Linked DNA regions of Mus musculus: region 2 is linked to region 1. Evidence: chromatin loops called from intact Hi-C (ENCODE). Cell type or tissue: heart. All regions are shown on one strand. Each heading gives the region's core, and the rest is flanking DNA. Links, peaks and the distances in the headings are about the cores only.

Region 1 (2,913 bases), core at 179-2,678:
TTATTAGTACCTTGTGAACGCCAGGGACAGAGACTAGAAACAGGAACTTCAGAAGCTAAATATTCTGCAAACAGGTTATAGAAACAAATCAAGAGCCTAATGTAATAAAAATGACTGGCAAAAAAAAAAAATTCTAGTGAGGGTGTTGATAAATCCAAATGAGACTTGAAAATGAGGTTGTTTGTTTGGAAAACAGTTCTCAAAAATTAAATACCATGTAACCCATAAGTCAACCCTCTGTATGTGTGTGAATGTGTGTGTATGTGTCCAAAACTTAAAATGTGTTCACATGAGGATTTAGACAAATAATACCCAGGTGGTGGCGGCACGTATCTTTCATTCCAGCACTTGGGTAGAGGCAGGTGGATCTCTGAGTTTGTTTTTTAGCTGAGGTCTGCCATTTGCCCAGGAAGGCCTCATAGTCATCTATGCATCCATCAGCTAGTGTCACCACTGTCAAGGCCATGTATTGGGAGAAGTTGTTATCCTCAGTTCTATCTAAAATCAGGTTTGCACTGCACCGAGAGGAATCCCAAGAAGCACAAAGCAAATATCTCAGCCTACAGGGTTCCGTTTCATCCTCCAGCCAAGGGTCCCAAACTTCTTTCAGTGAACATCATCTTCTTCCAAGTTCTGGTTCCGGTCAACATCAGCCTGCCAATAACTTGCAGATCCAGAAGCAGAAGTTTGAGAGCTTTTCTGGTAACAGTTGGATTAAACTGTTGACTTCTGAGAACAGGCAGCTCAAAGTTCAAAACTTTCTAGCAAAGGTTACTGCTAAATGCTCATAACCTAATTAAAATATGCCAAGCCCGAGAACATCAAATAATTTTTAATATTAAGAAAAAATCCACCTTAGTCTCTTGGGTTTTTTTTTTTTTTCCCTTGACACAATGCTACTAAGAGGACTTAATGGCTTTTTAAAAGTTTATAGTTTAATCCATACCTTTGCTTTACAGTTCCATAAATTTGAAAATAACTCAAATATACTAAAGGTCAGTGGCCAGGAGTGATGGAGAGCTAGAAGGCGCAAGGCCCTGGGATCCACCTCAAGCACTGTAAATTAAATACCCTAAAAGCTGACCACTAGGCACCAACAGTAAGTGTTGTGAGTCACATTGCCCACTTTTCCTGCAGAAGCAAGGCCCAGGCTAGATGATCACAAGTGCCAGACCAGTTTGAGCAACACAGAAAGACCTTGCCCGAAACAAACAAACCCTTATGAGTGGGAAAAAGAACGCAAGATGCTTAGGCTGAGGAAGGTATCTAAGTATTTAAAACCCCTTGAGTCAGCTCTCCATAGGAAGCTTCGCCAGCTGCTCTGGGAGCGAGGGAGCTCTACAAGCGAGTGGGACTGTGCTCCTTCCCGGGGTGGGGTGAGCACAATGGGCCGCTGCGCTGCAGCGTCTGCAGTTCCCAGGGAAAAGGTGCTACAAGCCGTCTCTGCCCTGCGGGGCGGCGAGCGCCTGGCGGACAGTTTGTGCCGCGGGGCAAGGACAGGAAGCGCGCGTTTCTGCAGCCGCGGCTGGCCCGAGATAATGCCATTGTGTCCCGGCGCGGCGACCGCTCCCACCGCCGGGCCGCGCTGGCGTCGGGCTCCCTGGCTGCGAGCCAGTCAGTAATGCAGCCTGCCGGGAGGCGCGCGTCCCCTCCCGTCCCCTCCCGTCCCCTCCCGTCCTCTCCTGTCCCCTCCCGGAGGCGCGGCCACGCCTAGTCCTCCGCAGGAAACCTGGCCACAGCACCAGACTTCGTGACTTCTCTTTTACGAGCTGCGCCCACCCGGCCTGGCCGGGCTTTTGTTCTCAGCTCACTGAGCGCTGGCGCGGAATTTTAAAGCTGCAGGCCTGCAGGAGCGATGACAGAGTTATTGCAAAGATACAGTATCTTGCTGAGCCCTGCTGCCCGCACTGCAACGCTGGGCTCTCTCATCACCTTTGCCAACACCTGCCTCTTCTGTGCAGCCTTCCATCAAGTATGACGGGAGCCCTCACCAAGGACGATTCTAGACATATTTAGCAGCAATATTGTTTGATTTCAACTAGACATTGTTCTAAACACAAAGGAGTTCAAGGCTGGGGCTTTGATTTTTGTTCTCCCCTCCTCCCGCTTCCCTATTCTTCAGGCTGTCAAGTTTCTCTGGGAAAATGGGATCAAAATGCTTGGTGACATTTCCACAATAAAACACTCACATATATATAAAATAAAACTTAATATATTTATTAAGATTTCCTTTCTAGTCGTGTCCAGATTATAACTCAAATCTACAGAAGTCAGATTTATGTCGACAGTTTCCTCCTAAAACCTTCAACAGATGGACAAGCAATGTAAGAATTCTGCTCCTAGTAGAACATTCCCAATAAGATGGAGTACCAGAAAGTTCCTTCCCTTCAGAAAGTTCCTCAGAGTGAAAAGGAGCAAATGGTTCTTTCAGAAGCCAGTAAATGATTTCATGATATAGGAGGTAAAATAATTACTTTACTGCCTCAGGTTTCTTTCTTTTTAAAATAATTTATTTCTATTTTATATGCATTGGTGTTTTGCCTGCTTTGTCTGTGTGAGGGTGTTGGATCCTCTGGAGCTAGAGTTACAGACAGTTGTGAGTTGCCATGTGGGTTCTGGGAATTGAACCCAGAGTCCTTTGGAAGAGCAGCCAGTTCTTTTAACCTCTGAGCCATCTCTCCAGTACCCTGTTTTAATTTTGTTTGTTATAATTTTACAAATAGAAAAAAAAAGGTATCTAAAAGTCTATTACCTTATATTCAAAATGCTGGAGATTGAACCCAGGGCCTTGGAAACACTAAGCAAACACTGTACCACTAAGCCATTATCCAGTTTTCTCATCTATAAAGGGCAGAGTAGGTACCTTTTGAGTTACTGAGATGTTTCTAAAAGCAGTTCCTCTACAACAGGAAA
Region 2 (2,913 bases), core at 227-2,726, 130 kb after region 1:
ATCTCAGCACTCAGGAGACAGAGACAAGAGAAACACAAGTTCAATGTCAACCTGGTTTTACATAGCAAATTCTAAGCCAGCAAGAGAGGGGAACACGATAGTGTATTGAGTGGGGGTAAAGGACTGAAATCCCTGAGGACCAGAAGAAAGAATGGAAATATGCAACCTTGGGAGGAAGGAGGTTGAGGAGACCCTCCAGAATGTACCAGAGTCCTGAAAGGTGAGACTCTTAGGACTCAAAGGGAGGGACCTTGGATGAAGTGTCCTACATTGGGGAGAGGGAACTTGTAGAGCCCACCTCCAGCAGAAAGACAGGGTATCAAGTGAGGGATGGGGTTGCCACCCCACAGTCAAAACTCTGACCCATAGTTGTTCCTGTCTGAAAGAACTTCAGGAATGAAAATGGAGAGGAGCCTGAGGAAAAGAAGGTCCAATGACAGGCCTGAAGTGGGATCCATCTCAAGGGGAAGCCCCAAGACCTGACACTATTACGGAGCCTATGAAGCGCTCATCAAAAGGGGCCTATTGTGACTGCCCTCCGAAAGACCCAACAAGCAGCTGAAAGAATCAGATGCAGGTATTTGTACTCAACCAATGGACAGAAGTTGCTGACCCCTCTGGTTGAATTAGGGAAAAGCTGGAAGAAGCTGAGATGGAGGGTGACACTGTGGGAGGACCTGCAGTCTCAATTAATCTGGACCCCAGAGATTTCCATACTGGAACACCAACCAGGCAGCATACACCAGCTGATATGAGGCCTCCAAAACATATAGGGTAGAGGACTGCCAGGTCTAGGTTTAGTCAGAGAAGATGCACCTAGCCCTCAAGAGACTGGAGGCCCCAGGTCTGGTGGGGTGTGAGTAGGGGGTGGGACATCTGCGTGGAGATGGGGGCAGGGGGGGGATTTGGGATGTGGAACAGTCGGAGGGTGAACCAGGAGGGGAATAAAATCTGGAGTTTAAAATAAGTAAATTTTTTAAAAAAAAGTTAAAAGAAAGAGTTGGAACTATACATAGCAAGGCTTTGTCAAAAGGAAGGAAAGAAAGAAGGAAAGAAGGAAGGAAAATACAATCCTAAGATTTGTTTTCAGCTGTACTAATTTCTCTTTAAGATAAAACAAAATTTTCAGCTCTATTTTGTAGTATGATCCCCATACTCGAGAAATCCTTTACACTTACTGCTAAAATCATTAAGCCAATGTCCTCGATTTAATCTTTAAGGTTGACTAGCCAGCACTGAGTCACTGTAATCTTAGGGGTCAGACAGGAAAAGAATTGACGTCATTACCAAATACCACTGCATAAAAGTCTGAGAAAATGGCAGCTGAATGACACAGTTGTGTAATCAGGTGTGATGAGCAACAGTCCTGGCCAAGCAAGTTAGAAGGCCTTGGCTCCTCCCTTACCCCTAAGGATGCCGTGAGGTCCGAGAACCTGTGACTCTCTCTGACATAAACCGTCTCAGTGAGTTATCAAGATGTTTCCTCTGTCACACAAGCCAACTAGCCGGGGACAAGTGATGACTTGGCACATGGTATGCTCCAGGGACAAATGAAGCAGGGGATGTGTCACACAAAGGGGCTTCCACCACAAGCCTCAGCACTGGTAAGCAGCTAAAAACAGAGCCACATAAAAATAAACCTTCAACTTCTCACCCCAAACAATAAAGATGGGTTCCAGAAAATGATACAATCTGAACAGCCTTGAACTTAGCTGGCTCCTTTCTCTGGCTTTTACTTAAAAATAAATAAATAAATAAATAAATAGACCTACTGGCCAAGTTGGTTTGTATCACTAAACTATCATAGCTTAAAACAGACTCCAAGGCAGGCACTGCCTTGGCGGTGCATTTGAAACAGTTGCTAATATCCATTAGCTTGCTATCCTAAATGAATGTAAGTGTTTCCATGGCAGAGAGTAATGACAACATCTAGCTCAACTTTTTTTCTCCAGACAGGTCTTAAGTAGCCCAACCTGACCTGGAACTCACAATCTGGCCTCCTGAAAGAAGGCTTACAGTATTATAGGCATGCAATATCATGCCTAGTTTACAAGCCAGGGTTTCCCCCGCCCCCCTTTTTTTATTAAGTGATCTTTTTATTTTAGAGATTATAGTATAGTTGCATCGTTTGTCCTTCTACATAACCCTATGTGTGGAAAATGTTAAAACTATCACATTCCTGAAAAATCTGCAAAAGTTTTAAATCTGCATAGAGTTGATGGGCAGGACTGTTTTAGGAATGGATTCTCTGCAGGTGTGATCAGGTTGAGATGAGATCATGTGGGATTAAACCCAACATGACTGATACCTTGAAAAGAAGAGAGGTTGAGACATGGGCACACACACATATGTACTTAAATGTAACAACAACAAAAAAAAAAAAATTTTTTTCTCTCAGACTTGCCGTGATTAAATGGGCATATGTGAAACATGCACTGTTGATTTACAATTTTGTTTGTTTTCAAGACACGGTTTCTCTGTGTAGCTCTGGCTGTCATGGAACTTACTCTGGCTGGCCTCAAATTCACAGATCTATCTGCCTTTTCCTCCTGAGTACAAGCTTGAAAGACATATGCCACCATGCCTGTCTCCATTTACTGTTTGTAAATCAGACTTTAAAATTTTTAACCTTAGCCAGTAAATAATTCAGGAATGTTTCAAATTTCATTGCCTGGGCTTTCCCCTCTTCCCCTTACTTTATTTTTATTGTACATTTTAACTTAATTGCACTGATTGTTGCTTATGACTTCTGCTCTTAGAGAAAATAGAAAATCTACATACACACTCACCCCTCATCCCCAACGTGGACTGTGGGTTACTCTGAGAGCTGCAACCTTTCATCATTATCTAAGCTTACTAGGAGATAGGCTGGTCTCTTGAAATAACTGGAGTTTTATTCATTTCTTCTTATTC

Evidence for each region. A loop is a pair of places that touch in the nucleus more often than their neighbours do. Peaks named below come from ENCODE experiments on the same cell type or tissue, not always from the same donor. Only the 100,000 strongest peaks of a DNase experiment are listed, where the experiment ranks them.
Region 2: a loop joins it to region 1, with 1.8 times the contacts of the local background. A loop is called at or near these places in 1 of 42 quality-filtered maps.

What each region holds. Positions count from the first base shown.
Region 1 is chr1:4,570,251-4,573,163 of GRCm38, forward strand. The region is part of intron 2 of Gm37323 (a long non-coding RNA gene); the gene reads right to left. Among named protein-coding and RNA genes, the nearest start is that of Gm39586, 23 kb to the right of the region's middle. In heart, for the core only: a CTCF peak has its summit at 1,486; a DNase peak (open chromatin) is centred at 1,531; H3K4me3 peaks cover 1,135 bases; H3K27ac peaks cover 1,078 bases.
Region 2 is chr1:4,704,970-4,707,882 of GRCm38, forward strand. No RefSeq gene overlaps it. Among named protein-coding and RNA genes, the nearest start is that of Mrpl15, 79 kb to the right of the region's middle. In heart, for the core only: no CTCF peak of the experiment used is centred there; a DNase peak (open chromatin) is centred at 1,482.